Regions from separate parts of the Homo sapiens genome. Here regions 1, 2, 3 and 5 are each linked to region 4. The links are chromatin contacts, found by Hi-C or POLR2A ChIA-PET in ENCODE. All regions are on one chromosome and are shown on one strand. Each heading gives the region's core, a stretch centred on a gene start or an enhancer-like site at or near the end of the contact. The rest is flanking DNA. Distances are from core to core; before and after follow the strand shown. Region 1 holds the start of NHLRC2 (NHL repeat containing 2). Region 2 holds the start of GPAM (glycerol-3-phosphate acyltransferase, mitochondrial). Region 3 holds the start of ACSL5 (acyl-CoA synthetase long chain family member 5). Region 4 holds the start of TCF7L2 (transcription factor 7 like 2). Region 5 holds the start of CASP7 (caspase 7).

Region 1 (2,700 bases), core at 77-2,576, 900 kb after region 4:
GTAATGAACATATTGGCAAGCTACAAACCTTGTACCTGACAACACCTGCTATTCCATTTATACCACAATGAAACTAAGATAAACCTATCACAGGAGTAGCAACTGTGAAGTTCTCCATTATGGGTGCTATTTCATTCAAATATCTTGTCCTTTTCCAGGGCTTGATTCATAAAAATAATACTTCAAAAATTAAGCGCTAATGGCAAATATAGGTTCAACAGCTTAATCTTAGAACGAGATTTGTAACATTGTTATGAAGCTACTGTCAGTTCTTTCAAGTGGACAACCGTCCAAATAATTCATAAATCCAACCACAGTCCCTGGACAAAGGGCTTAACAGGTATCCCAAACACTAAATGACTATCTAACAAAACTAGTCACAACATAATCAAAGAGATGTGTAATTCGCAAAAAACTGCGAAGTCACTGCCCTCATCCACGACTAGTGGATACTCAACCACTTCAGTTTCCCGCGACAGTCCATGATCTTCCTCCAGCAGCAATGAACAATCCCTGCACAGTGAACAAAAAAAGTTGATATGTGAAAAAAGTTCAAATATGTGAAAGAGTGGGCTTGTATTGAGGTCTGACTCCGTATTGCACCCATGGTTCCGAAGGTGGCCAGCCCTCTGTCCACCTGACTCAAAACGGGGTCACACGCCAGCCTCTCCCTTATCTTTTGGCATTAGAGGCTGGGAGGCCAGGAAGCGGGGCCTTAATCATCTCCAGGTTAAGCATAGCGAGCTCCAAAAAGCCCTCAGAGTCCTGCCCTTCTGAAGACTCTAAGGCCCGCCCTCAAGGACCCTCACCGCCCCCCACCTGCCACTCGGCACCCCAAGGGAGCCGCTCCAGCTGCATCCGCTCCTCCCGGCACCCCCATCTAAAAATGTGTTCGCGCCCGCACTTTCAGCACTCCCAGATGACAAAACGCTGTGTTTGTGTATAAGTGAAAGCCACTCGCGCCAGTCACTTCCAGTTTACAAAGCCTTCTCTCTGGAGGTTATCCCTACCCGCTTTACCTTTAGGGTCTTGGCGGGAACAAGTTCCCGCTGCCAGTGCCGTGTCGAATCGGCGGATGCTGTTCAAAGAGAGAGACTTTAAAAATAATTTTTAAAAATACATTGCCCTTTTAAGTCCTACGGATTTATTGTATTTTATTTGTGTTCGAAAGTCCGCTAATTCCCAATGTGGAGGGTTGGGGATGTTTCCCTTAGCGCCTCTGGGACGCTGTCCCTAAGGCCTTATTCCATGTTGAATCTGACGCTCTCAATGTCCAGGCTCGGCTGCGGCGTGGGGACCGAAAAGGGGCGGGGTGGGTCGGACGGCAGTTTAATTACGTCCCCGGGAACTGCGCCGATTTGGACTTTTGGCACTTGGACCTATGCTTTAAAAAGAAAAAAGTGTCATTGGCGTGGAGTGGGGCTAGTGGAGGGTGAGGTGAATGCGCCGTTTGGAAACCACAGGACAGTGAACGTTTCGTCTCTCCCAGCGAGACTCTCCCGCGGGCCCGGCGGCCGCATCGGGAGCCCGGCGGAAACATGGCGGCGCCCGGAGGCCGGGGCCGCAGCCTCTCCGGCCTGCTCCCCGCGCAGACCTCGCTAGAGTACGCCCTGCTCGACGCCGTTACCCAGCAGGAGAAGGACAGCCTGGTCTACCAGTATCTGCAGAAGGTGGACGGCTGGGAGCAGGACTTGTCAGTACCCGAGTTTCCGGAAGGTGAGGGGCTGGCGTCGGGGTGGGGGCCCCTCCCGGCACCTCCCCTTCCTCGGGGACGGCGCCCTCCCGCGAAGCGGTGGGCTAGGCGGGTTTGTGCCGCTGGCGCCCCGGGGAGTGGCCCTTCGCCTAACTTGGGCCGCTGTTCGCGTGTTCTGCAATTCCCAGGGGTCCCCAAGCGGCCACCGACGGGGGTTTCCCTGGCACGGGGATCCACATACTCGTCTGTGTATCCTGAGTTCCGCCCGCGCCTGATATTAGCCAAGTGGACACTCCGTGAATATTTAGTGTCCCCGGTGGCAATGATTGCAACGTCCACACCATTCTGTCCATTCAATCTGGTTCCCCAGTGTCTTCTGGTCATCTTTCTGCATCATCTTGACATTTATTGATCACTTTTTCATGTATCACACACAGGGTTTTTTTTTGTTTTTTTTTGATACGGAGTCTCGCTCTGTCTCCCAGGCTGGAGTACAGTGGCGTGATCTTGGCTCACTGCAACCTCCGCCTCCCAGGTTCAGGCGATTCACCTGCCTCAGCCTCCGGAGTAGCTGGGACTACAGGCCCGCGCCACCACGCCTGGCTAGTTGTTTTGTTTTGTTTTGTTTTGTTTTGTTTTGTTTGTATTTTTAGTAGAGACGGCGTTTCACTATGTTGGCCAGGCTGGTCTCGACCTCCTGATTTCAAGTGATCCTCCCGCCTCCGTTTCCCAAAGTGCTGGGATTACAGGCGTGAGCCACCGCGCCCGGCCTGCCACACACAGTCCTAAACACTTGAGGGGATACCTAAACACTTGAGGAGATATTACCTTATTCAATTACCTCTATATCCCAGTGAGGTGCTCCTATCATTCCCCTTTCACAGTTGAGGAAATGGAAGCACAGAGAGGTTAAGTCACATGCCCAGGGCCTCACAGCTGATAACTGCCCCAGTTGGATTATACAGGCCCTGGATTTGCTGGTTTCTTAGCTGTACTGTGCTTCTCCG
Region 2 (2,733 bases), core at 62-2,561, 770 kb before region 4:
ATAAGCTTTTTTCTACCCTAAGGAAAAAGATTCACTAAGAGTAAACTCCTAGAATAGATATTAATCCAAAATATAAAAACTTTCAAACATAATCTCTAGCCTCACATTATTTTTGCTTTTGGCTGTTTCTCACCTGGCCTAAAATTATTCCTTTAAAATCCTGAAAGGTCATGTCTAGATTAACAGTGTTCCTTTGGAAGGCATATTCCAATTTCTTTACAATCCCCACATGGGTTGGCTACAGTCACTGTTATTCTCGGCATAACCACCTATGTCCTTAAAAATTTAACATAAGTACAATCTAACATAACAGGCTAGGGGAGAGAATAAACCAATGCACCTGGGATGAAAGTTCTTCTGTTTCATAACATAAAACTTCAGGACTCAGCTATCAGTTTCGGGTGCAGAATGTCCATACAACAGGGGAGCCGCTGCTGCCTGAGAAAATGAAGTGAAGAGAGGATGAGGAGAGGACAAAGAGGCTCGTTTGTGCCAACAGGAGGTCCACGTTTTGCACTTCCTCCCTCCGCACAGTTCGCTCTAGGTCAAGGAGTAATAAAGAAGCAATATCCCAGAGGCACCAGCCAGCAGCATGCGCTGAGAGAAGCTGACTAGAGGATCTGAAAAGGACAGAGGCTGGAAGACCAGCTGTGAGGTTTAAATCTTCCACTGCTTACCATCTGTGTGATTTTTTATTACCATAAGTTGGTTAACTTCTATGCCTTAGTTTTCCCATCTGGAAAATGGGCAGAATGATAGCTCTTAACCTCCTGGATTGTTGAGAGGACGGAATAATATAAACAAAGGGTCTACCACAGTGTGTAACACACAGTGAGCGCTCAGTCCAATCAATGGTAACGCTGTCATTAATTATCTCCAGCATACCGGCTGCTCTCAGAGTACCCCTTACTGCCTCAATGTTCCCTAGGGACCCAGGCGGGCTGGCTGGCGGCGCCTCCGCGCGTGCAGATACTTAGGGGACTGAGTCCATAAGGACTCCTTCCAACCCAGGGGAACCCATGCCCCAGCGCAGTCTCCCCAGGAGAGATGAATCCTGATCCCCACCCCTGCACGAGCCCGACCGATTTCTCAGGGAGAAGACCGGAGCTCGGGTGTCAGGGAATAGGGGACACGACTGCCCCAGCAACTTGCAGGAGTCGCACCACCTCCATGCACTTGTCCCGGCGCTCCCGGCCCGAGTAGCCTCCCGCAGCCCACACCTGCCCTGGCAGTTCGCACCCTAGCAGCTCCAGCTTCGGCTGCTGCAGAAGCCCGCACTTCCAGTCCCGGCCAATGCCAGCTGCAGTGGCGCACCCTGATGACGCAACCGGCGCGTGGCATTGACGCGGGGCCGCCGGCTAGCCAGCGCCGGGGGCGGGGCCCGGCCTGCGAGCCTCAGGGAGCGTGAGCGGATCCGAGGGTGTAATGTGTGTACTCGAGTGTGCGTGCCTGTGTGTGGCTAAAGATAGTGTGTGAGCGCCTGGACAGATGGTTACCCTGCCTAGGCCATGCGTGTGTGAGTGTGTGTGGGTACCTCATTCTGCTTTGTGTAAATTCAGCTTATCCGGGAGCTTGTCCCTCTTCCAGGCTCTGTTGGGAATGTGCGCGTGGGCTATCAGGTTATGTGTGTGGTCTGACTTTTTATGAGATCTGTAAGACTATGTAGGATTTACTACGAATGGGAGAGGCAGGGATTGCAAATGGCCATGTTGTGTAATTTCTACCAAAGTGGCTGAGTGCCTTTTCCTTTAAGGAGGAAAATGAGATATGAAAAGAAGCAAATAAGGCTTGTAGTATAAAAAGCCTCAGTTAGGAGAAATAAGGGCTTTTTTCCCCCTTCGGACTATATGTTACACAGCATGGTGAATATAGTAAATAATAATGTATTATACAGTTCAAAATCGCTAAGAGTACATTTCAAAAGTTCTCACCATGAAAACTGAGAAGTATTTGAGGTGGATATGTCAATTAGCTTGATTCAGTTATTCCACATTGTATTCATAAGTCATAACATCGATTTGTACCCCCTAAATATATGCAACTATTTAGATAGTTTAAAATTTATAGCAATCCAGTCTAGCCAGCTAAGATGGAGCAACAGGACTGAATTTACTCTCCTGCCTAAAACAACTAAAAACAAAAACAAACAGGCATTTATAAGACAATGGCTTTTAAACGTTGTGCTGGACAGTGGTCCTTGAGGAGGGAAAACAAATGAGGTGAGCCCTATGATTGCCTTGATTTACTAACTAGAGGGAGCAGCCAAAAAGAGCTAGGCAGACTCCCTGAGTTGAAGAGATAGAACTGGGAGAGCAGGGAGGCCAAAGCAGCTGGAACTGTGAGTTGTATATCAGAAAGGAGAAAGCTACACAGAGAAAGAAGGAGCTGTGGAGATCTACAACAGATCTCACTCCAGTCTTCCGCTGATTAGAGCATGTGTGTGAGGAAGCTACCTAAGGGCAGGAAATAATCATGTATGAAGAAAAGAGAGAGCAATTACTAAAGTTTGCACAGGGTAGGAAATTAATTCTGCTCCCACAAGGCAGAGTAGAAAGATACCCAGTGATTATACAGGACCAGAAATAGTGCCTGATCCTGGCACCCCGACTGGAAAACCTCATAATTCACAACTCAAATGGTTTTGCTTCAGTAGTGGGGCAAAATTAGCTCTAATGTAAAAGCTACTCTGATTCTATCTTAGAAATCTTAAAAGCCAGCCACCAAAGGATTAAA
Region 3 (2,700 bases), core at 201-2,700, 580 kb before region 4:
ATTCTGGTAGCTAAACATACACAGATCAATGGGGCAGCATAGGGGCCAAGGCACTGCAGGGGTTCTCATGACTCTGAGTCAGGTGCTGTCTTGACCGACTGGTTGTGTGATTCCAGAAGCCTTCTTTCACCTGAAAAGGCCTCACTGGCCTCACCTATACAGTAAGTTTGCACATCATCTCCAGGGTTTCTTTCATTTCTACCCACTGTTTTTGTTTAGTAATGATGCCTTGCAGTCCTAATGATCTTGGAATCAAGAATGGTGACTAGAGAACTTCAAAGTGGAAAGAGAGGCTGGGCATGGTGGCTCATGCCTATAATCCCAGCACTTCGGGAGGCCGAGGCAGGCAGATCACTTGAAGTCAGGAGTTCGAGACCAGCCTGGCCAACATGGTGAAACCCTGTCTCTGCTAAAAATACAAAAAAAAAAAAAAAAATTAGCCAGGCATTGTGGTGCATGCCTGTAATCCCAGCCACTCCAGAGGCTGAGGCAGGAGAATTGCTTGAACTCAGGAAGTGGAGGTTGCGGTGAGACTCCGTCTCAAAAAAAAAAAAAAAAAAAAAAAAGGAGAGAGTAGGATGGCTGAGCCATGACGCAGTAGCAATGCTTCTTTTTTTTTTTTTTTTTTTGAGACAGAGTCTCGCTGTGTCGCCCAGGCTGGAGTGCAGTGGCGCGATCTTGGCTCACTGCAAGCTCCACCTCCCGGGTTCACACCATTCTCCTGCCTCAGCCTCCCAAGTAGCTGGGACTACAGGGGCCCACCACCACGCCCGGCTAATTTTTTGTGTATTCAGTAGAGACGGGGTTTCACCGTGTTAGCCAGGAAGCAATGCTTCCTATTCTAGCGCCTTGCTAAACTATGTGTGCTGCAGACTGTGTTCGTGATTCCGAATCCTAAAAACAACCGTCCTAGGCTTGTCTCTCAGCCTAGACTCTAGACTGATTTGGCTCATTTGGTTGTCTTGGAGACGTTCTAATTCTGAAGGGGGCAGTGGTCCCTTCTAGAAGATAGCTGGTCTGCAAATGCACACCTCTGCTTAGTCTGAATCCTAAAGTTATAGCTTGAGCCAATTAAAGTGGCTTCTCATTTTTCTCTCACTCTGATCTCAAGGAGCCCTTTTTCTTCTAGTAATCTAGACCTTCCTCTTCCTATCACAGTCTCAAGGATTGTGCCCCCAAAGCAGATGCAAAGCCCTGTCTACCCCTTCTCCTTCCCCTGAGGTAGAGCTTTATCGAAGGTTTCTCTTGGTAAACGTTAGCTTTCTGAACTAAGGGCCGTCTTTTTTTTTTTTCCCGCTTAAGCCCATTGCATAACAATCTCTTGTTTTAATCTTTTGCCCAACACTGCTTTTCTTACTGTCAGAGGTTACTACAAGTGTTTGAACAGGTAACTTCTACCTTTGAACTTCTGTTGTGACAGATTCAAAGGTTCCAGGGGAGTGTGTTGGCCACTCTCAGGACAGTACACAGTAGCTTCGGGTGTGTCCCAGTCAGTCCTAGGAGCTGTGGAAAGAGTAGAAGTGCCTGAATGTGGTGCTGAATCAATACAGCCAGCTGTGAGGGGAGCACTTCCTGGACCCAGGAAGGGAGAGTCTTCTTCCAAGGTAAGCTGCAATGATACTACCTGCACTATATTGAATATATCTGTGAGATAGTAGGGAGGGGATTGGTGTGGGGAAAGAAAGTGGGATTTGTTATGCTCAACCTAAGGCTCTTTAATAACATGAAATTACATTTAGTTGAATAGTAATCTCAGCTGACTTGTGTGGGAGGCAAAGAAAAAAATCAGTTGGAAAAGGGGTGGAGATATATGAGCTATCCAAATGCTAGCAGGGGATGGAATTGGAAGGGAACACTGATTTTGGTAAGTGTACTAAAGCACACCAAGCCAGAATGTGGGTCTCCTTCATCTTCCATTAAGAAATTTCTGTCTCAGTGTAGTTAGAAGGATCGTGCGTCAGCTGCTGAGGGCAGAGAGTCCCATTTGGCAGACAGAGAGGAAGGGAATCAGCAGATATTCGATTAGGTGCTGGGGACTGTTCTGGGTAGATTATGTATGTTACTTCATTGGTGTATCTCATCCTATAAAGCAGGTGGTATCCTTCCCATTTCACAGAGGCATAGTGCGTCTCCAGGCTGTTAAACAGCATGGCCTAAGCTACATAGCTCCAAGGTGGTGTGGCTAGAATTTGAGACTTGATTGGTCAGTTTCCACAGCCTGCCCAATAATGCAGAATTGTTGTGGGTTGCCAAAGCTTTCAGTTACCCCCTGAAATCCTGAGGGTGTCACTCATGTGCACAGAGGATTGATAGGAATACAACTCTGATGGGCCTTTAGAATGACTCAACCTTCCTGAACTTGAGCATTTTTACTGGAGGAGGTCAATAAAAAAAAAAGAAATAAAACCTCATCTTCCCCTGGCCCTGAGCCCTTTGGTGAAGGAAGACAGCACCCGGTGAAGGGCTCAGAGGTATTAGTGTGGCTGAGATTCGACACCCACTCTGCCATCCTCTGCTCTCCTCTAGAGGAAGTTGCCTCTTGGGGAGCTGAGTTCCTGAAACTAAGCAAATGACAAGTGCTCCTCCAGCCGTGAGATGAGCCAGAGGATGGAATGCCACAGGCCCCACTTCGTCTCCCAGCCCTTCATCTTTCTTCCATGTCCAAAGGCGGCTCCCCAGAGGCCAAGGGCTCAGCTCTTG
Region 4 (2,700 bases), core at 187-2,686:
GAGCTTTTTCAGGGAAGGGTGGGACAACAGTACATCCTGGACTCTAGACTAATACTACTCCTAAGAGGCAATTTGCTAAATCCTACTGATTTATTTTTTTCTTTTTTCTCTTTTTCATGTTGTAGTGTCCAGTCTACTTCTTACTGGGTATTTGCAAAAATGAATTTTCTTGCTCTATCACCCAGGAACATTGTGTTTTGGGAGCTGGGTCTTTCCTCTTTAACATAATTCCATTCCCCATTTTGTAGCAAATCAGTCTGCTCCTCCTCTAATACCTAAAAGTCAACAAATACCTGCCTCAAGCCCCAGGTTTCCCATCTTCTCCCGAAGGTCTTCTAGCATCGGTTTGGTTAGCAATTTCCTGCCAGAGCCACCTACATCTTGATTATTTTGGTCAGTCTTTCGGGGATTTCATTTCAGACCCCCTTCGAGAAACACTGTAGCCCAACTGATCCCAGGGGTTGGTGAACTTTCAGTTTTATTTTCCCTGACGGTGTTAACGCCCAAACTTTTCACCTCCTAAGTCAAAAAGGACTTTGACTCTAGCTCATTTCCTACTACCTCCAACGTCAGTTAAAAAAAAAAAAAAAAAAGCAAAACACCACTCTACATTTAAAAGAATCATATATTTTTCCTTAAGGATACTTTTAATGTTTCTGACATTTAGCATTTGTTTTTTGCATAAAAAGTCGTTTTGGCATATCCATCCTAGTGGGACTTAACATTTCATGAAATGATTCACTACTAATAAACAAAAAAGGGAGGAGGGAGGCCTCATGGGTTAATAGTTTCTTTCATTGTAGATGACCAGGAACTTTGACCAGCCCCTTCACTTCCCCAAGCTCTCTGAAAGTGGAGGGTTGATCTTTCCTTTTGACCACTTTTGTCGCATCCCGTCTAAGGGTGGCTGATTTCACTGCTGAATTAACCACCAAGCACCCCCCCACCCCCTCCCCCAGCCACCACTTTCTCAAATACTACCCTTCCTTTTCCCCCTCCCTTAAGACTTATTTCTAATATTTCTAAAGTGCACTGTTTTGGGCCTCTCCCCATCCCCGCCCCCCAAGTGGGCTTTCCTTCCGCCTTCCTCGGCTCGGATTCCTGACTTGGTCGCCACCCCCTTCTCCTCCTCTCCCACCCCGCATTGTCTTTCTGAAACCGCCCCCTCCCGGAGCAAGTCCCTGCACCCTCGCCCAGAATCCCGGGCTCGCACACACTCCGCGCAGGCCGCTCCCCCTGCACACTCCTCCCTCCGTCTCCCCCCGGCTTCCCCGCCCCTCTCTTCCTCCTTCTTTCCCTCCTCCCTCTCCCGGCGCCCGAAAGGATCATTGTTAGCCGCCCCCGCCCCGCCCACCCCGGCTGTTTATTTATGCACACGTCACTGGGCCGGCCCCGCCCTCCGGCATCTCATTAAGGCAGTGTGTTCCTCTCGCCCTGTCAATAATCTCCGCTCCCAGACTACTCCGTTCCTCCGGATTTCGATCCCCCTTTTTCTATCTGTCAATCAGCGCCGCCTTTGAACTGAAAAGCTCTCAGTCTAACTTCAACTCACTCAAATCCGAGCGGCACGAGCACCTCCTGTATCTTCGGCTTCCCCCCCCCTTTGCTCTTTATATCTGACTTCTTGTTGTTGTTGGTGTTTTTTTTTTTTTTACCCCCCTTTTTTATTTATTATTTTTTTGCACATTGATCGGATCCTTGGGAACGAGAGAAAAAAGAAACCCAAACTCACGCGTGCAGAAGATCTCCCCCCCCTTCCCCTCCCCTCCTCCCTCTTTTCCCCTCCCCAGGAGAAAAAGACCCCCAAGCAGAAAAAAGTTCACCTTGGACTCGTCTTTTTCTTGCAATATTTTTTGGGGGGGCAAAACTTTTTGGGGGTGATTTTTTTTGGCTTTTCTTCCTCCTTCATTTTTCTTCCAAAATTGCTGCTGGTGGGTGAAAAAAAAATGCCGCAGCTGAACGGCGGTGGAGGGGATGACCTAGGCGCCAACGACGAACTGATTTCCTTCAAAGACGAGGGCGAACAGGAGGAGAAGAGCTCCGAAAACTCCTCGGCAGAGAGGGATTTAGCTGATGTCAAATCGTCTCTAGTCAATGAATCAGAAACGAATCAAAACAGCTCCTCCGATTCCGAGGTAGGAAAAGCCCCTCGGGCTGGTGGGGTTTTTTATCTGTTTCCTGGGCTTGGCAAATGTTGCTGAAAGGGGAGAAATCGGGGCTGGGGGCGGCGGCGGGGCCCGGCGGGCGGCGTGTGCGTACGGTGCCACCATTGCAAAAACTTGTAACCCTGTTTTTTTCTACCCCCCCCTCGACCTCGCCGATTCTTTTTCTCCCCCTTCTCCCCCTTCTGCGTGGCGTTTGCCCCTCGCCCTCCCCACCTCCACCCCTCTGGGAAGGCGGAAAGACGGCCTCCGCCTCGCTCCGAAAGTTTCCGAGACAAATCCCGGGAAAGTTTGGAAGAAGGTGAGTACGCCCCGCGCGCCCCGCAGCCGCCCGGAGCCGCCCCCCGGGCCGGCCGCCCCGCGCGCCCCGGCCCCGCGCCCGGCTCGGCCTGGCCCTGCGCCGGCCCGGTCGGGGCGCCCGGCCCCTCGGGGCACTTTCTAAAAAGTTTCTCCTCACTCTCTCCCGCTCCGCGCGGCCGCCGCTGTCCCCTCGCCGCCCCGCCATGTTAGCGGCCAAGAGGCAAGATGGAGGGCTCTT
Region 5 (2,700 bases), core at 122-2,621, 730 kb after region 4:
AGATATTTTACACCTCAGTGTGATTGAGTTTAGTTGCTTCCCTGAGCCAGGGTGAAGAAAGACGTGTGTGTGTGTGTGTGTGTGTGTGTGTGTGTGTGTGTGTTGTGGGGTCAGGGTGAACTAGGTGCGTGTGTGTGTATGAATCCGTGTGTGTGGTGGGTTTCATGAACTAGAATCTGTGTGTTTGTGTGTGGGTGTGTTGGGTCGGGGTGAACTTGAATCCGTGTGTGTGTGTGTTGTGGGGTCAGGGTAAACTGGAATGCGTGTGTGTGTGTGTTGTGGGGTCAGGGTGAACTGGAATGCCTGTGTATGTCTTTTGTGGGGTCAGGGTGAACTGGAATGCCTGTGTATGTCTTTTGTGGGGTCAGGGTGAACGGGAATCCGTGTGTGTGTGTGTTTGGTCAGGGTGAACTGGATAACTGGAATCCGTGTGTGTGTGTGTGTGTTTTGTGGGGTCAGGGTGAACTGGAATCCGTGTGTCCGTGTGTGTGTGTGTGTGTGTGTGTGTGTGTGCGTATGCTGTGGGGTTGGGGTGAACTAGAATCCGTGGAAGTGCTCAGTCTCTCCCGTGTTTGACTGACTCCCGGCCGCATACCCAGTCCCTGACACACGGGGGCGCACAACAAATATTTCCCGAAAGATCCAGGAGCAGCATCTCCACCAGCAAGCTGGGCTGCTGGGTGGGTACTTCCTTCAAAGCTGAGGGAGCGTCCTACGCCCACGCGCGCAGGAGGGCGCCCCCCGCAAAGCAACGTCTAGGAGACCACAGTGGATGCCACAGCGGGCCCGAAGCGGATCAGCCTTGTGGGGTACGCATGCTAATGTAGGCGTGGAGTCCCCCAGGGGGACGCCAGCAGTTCCAGCTGGGATCCAGGTTTCGCTAGGGGAGAGCCTCTGGCTATGGGAAAGGGGTCTCCGAGTTGATGTGAAGGCCCAGGTCGAGGTGTACACTGGGGGCGGGGAAGTGGAGGTGACCACACGAGCGCCCCATCACTGAGCGCCGCCGCGAAATCTGCGCTCTTTGGGTCACTTGGAGCGCGGCCAGTTTGGCAGATTTGTTTTTTTCCCGGAACAACCCGCGGCGGCTCGGCTGTCCCGGGAAACTGCAAACTTTGCTGTGCGCGTTCTCCCGCGCGCGGGCTCAACTTTGTAGAGCGAGGGGCCAACTTGGCAGAGCGCGCGGCCAGCTTTGCAGAGAGCGCCCTCCAGGGACTATGCGTGCGGGGACACGGGTCGCTTTGGGCTCTTCCACCCCTGCGGAGCGCACTACCCCGAGCCAGGGGCGGTGCAAGCCCCGCCCGGCCCTACCCAGGGCGGCTCCTCCCTCCGCAGCGCCGAGACTTTTAGTTTCGCTTTCGCTAAAGGGGCCCCAGACCCTTGCTGCGGAGCGACGGAGAGAGACTGTGCCAGTCCCAGCCGCCCTACCGCCGTGGGAACGGTAACTGCAGCCCCCACCTCGGCCGGCGCCTCTCCAGCCCGCCGGCCGTGCGCGCCTTGCCTCCCTCCTTCCTGCCGGCTTCCTAGTTCCCCCCTGCGCCCCCAGCGTGGTCTAGGGGAGCCTGGTTGAGTGGGACTGAGTGGCCCCGACGGCCTGCGCTGAAACTTTGGGAAGAGGGCCCGTTCCGCTCTCTCCATCGCTTGCCTTGCTCAGCTTGTCCTCCCTTCCCTCCTAGCCGGGGGGCTAGGGGACACCTCGTACTATTCGAGATTTAGGAGAGGAGGGCTCGTGATCTGGCACAGCGGCTAACAGCGAGGGCTCCTTTGCCTGCGTTCCGGTCCCCACCCCTTGCCTGCCGGCGGTGGGACCTCAACCCTCTCTCTGTTAAATGGGAACCACGGTGATCCCCGCAGACTGTTGGCGGGGATGGACAGAGTTGATTATGGTACGCGTTTCGCGGCAGTGGCTCTGTCAAGTCTGAGTACACTGGAGCTGAGCGTCCTTGCTGCAGGGCTCTTAGAGGGACCTTGAGGAGGTGGAAACCAGGCAGGAGACATTTAGACGTGTGGAGTGTTAGGCTCCAGGTGACAGCTTTGCGGTTTATGGAGCAGTAAAATTACTTGTGGGTGATTGTGGGTGTATCATTTCCAGATCTTTATTCTTGAACTTCTGGGCTCCTGGGCTAGTTGACGTGGCCCTCCCTGTTGTCTCAACTTACAGGCTATTTCCTCCTTTTGGGTCTCGCCGGCCTGACCTTCACCCTTGGTACCGCCATTGCCTAGATTCACAGTCCACCTTCTGCCACCTGTAAACTGTGTGGCTTTGGACAGGTTACTTAACGTCTCTGAAGAAGCTAAAGTTTCTGCAATAGCAAAGTAAAGGCCCTGGTCTAGCAGTGCCATGAGCCTTGGGTGACGCAGCGGAGCGCTTGAGTGCCCAGCAGAGCCTCCCTTTCCCCCTCCCAGCTGCTAGAGGCAAGAGGGGGAGGTTTTCAGGTCTTCTCTGTGTGCCCTTTAGGAAGATTTTTATTTGGGCAAGAAGTGAGTCACAAATTGTATGATGTCACTTTTCAGGGGAAGCAGCTGCAGTCCATTTCCCCCTTCATGAAAGTAAAAAGTTCAGACAATAGCTGGGCAGTGACTTCTTACCCAGCTGTGTACCAGTTGCCCCAACATGTGGGCTCCTGTTCAACATGTTTAGAAATAATCACTACAGGAACTTTTTTTCAGTCTCTACAAAATCTTTTTAAAATATGGATGTGG

The links. A loop is a pair of places that touch in the nucleus more often than their neighbours do. ChIA-PET counts read pairs that join two places held with the same protein, here RNA polymerase II (POLR2A). Pooled maps may share reads with other maps.
Region 1: a map of CD8-positive, alpha-beta T cell shows a loop between it and region 4 (4-fold over the local background). The contact joins the promoter of NHLRC2 here to the promoter of TCF7L2 in region 4. A Hi-C loop is called at or near these places in 1 of 168 maps with a recorded cell type or tissue (CD8-positive, alpha-beta T cell) and 4 of 50 pooled maps. POLR2A ChIA-PET finds 5 or more read pairs at or near these places in 1 of 52 experiments (Caco-2).
Region 2: a loop to region 4 is called in a map of OCI-LY7, with 7 times the contacts of the local background. The contact joins the promoter of GPAM here to the promoter of TCF7L2 in region 4. A Hi-C loop is called at or near these places in 3 of 168 maps with a recorded cell type or tissue (CD8-positive, alpha-beta T cell, OCI-LY7 and naive thymus-derived CD4-positive, alpha-beta T cell), 1 of 37 single-sample maps with no recorded cell type and 9 of 50 pooled maps.
Region 3: a loop to region 4 is called in a pooled map, with 5 times the contacts of the local background. The contact joins the promoter of ACSL5 here to the promoter of TCF7L2 in region 4. A Hi-C loop is called at or near these places in 2 of 168 maps with a recorded cell type or tissue (HCT116 and naive thymus-derived CD4-positive, alpha-beta T cell) and 6 of 50 pooled maps.
Region 5: a loop to region 4 is called in a map of OCI-LY7, with 8 times the contacts of the local background. The contact joins the promoter of CASP7 here to the promoter of TCF7L2 in region 4. A Hi-C loop is called at or near these places in 2 of 168 maps with a recorded cell type or tissue (OCI-LY7 and endothelial cell of umbilical vein) and 9 of 50 pooled maps. POLR2A ChIA-PET finds 5 or more read pairs at or near these places in 1 of 52 experiments (RWPE1).

Annotation. Positions count from the first base shown.
Region 1 is chr10:113,853,335-113,856,034 of GRCh38, forward strand. It overlaps NHLRC2 (NHL repeat containing 2), which reads left to right and starts at 1,327. Exons shown (of 11, transcript NM_198514.4): 1 at 1,327-1,716. The coding sequence starts at 1,539. DCLRE1A (DNA cross-link repair 1A) reads right to left here and starts at 748. Exons shown (of 9, transcript NM_014881.5): 1 at 1-748. RefSeq lists a silencer at 1,437-1,796 and an enhancer at 1,807-2,511.
Region 2 is chr10:112,182,454-112,185,186 of GRCh38, forward strand. GPAM (glycerol-3-phosphate acyltransferase, mitochondrial) reads right to left here and starts at 1,312. Exons shown (of 22, transcript NM_001244949.2): 1 at 1,240-1,312; 2 at 341-438. RefSeq lists a silencer at 1,230-1,459.
Region 3 is chr10:112,372,666-112,375,365 of GRCh38, forward strand. ACSL5 (acyl-CoA synthetase long chain family member 5) reads left to right here and starts at 1,451. Exons shown (of 21, transcript NM_203379.2): 1 at 1,451-1,604.
Region 4 is chr10:112,948,811-112,951,510 of GRCh38, forward strand. It overlaps TCF7L2 (transcription factor 7 like 2), which reads left to right and starts at 1,437. Exons shown (of 15, transcript NM_001367943.1): 1 at 1,437-2,135; 2 at 2,397-2,463; 3 at 2,673-2,700. The coding sequence starts at 1,947. LOC124902502 (a long non-coding RNA gene) reads right to left here. Exons shown (of 2, transcript XR_007062291.1): 2 at 1,819-2,197.
Region 5 is chr10:113,678,541-113,681,240 of GRCh38, forward strand. It overlaps CASP7 (caspase 7), which reads left to right and starts at 1,372. Exons shown (of 7, transcript NM_001227.5): 1 at 1,372-1,438. RefSeq lists an enhancer at 1,958-2,247.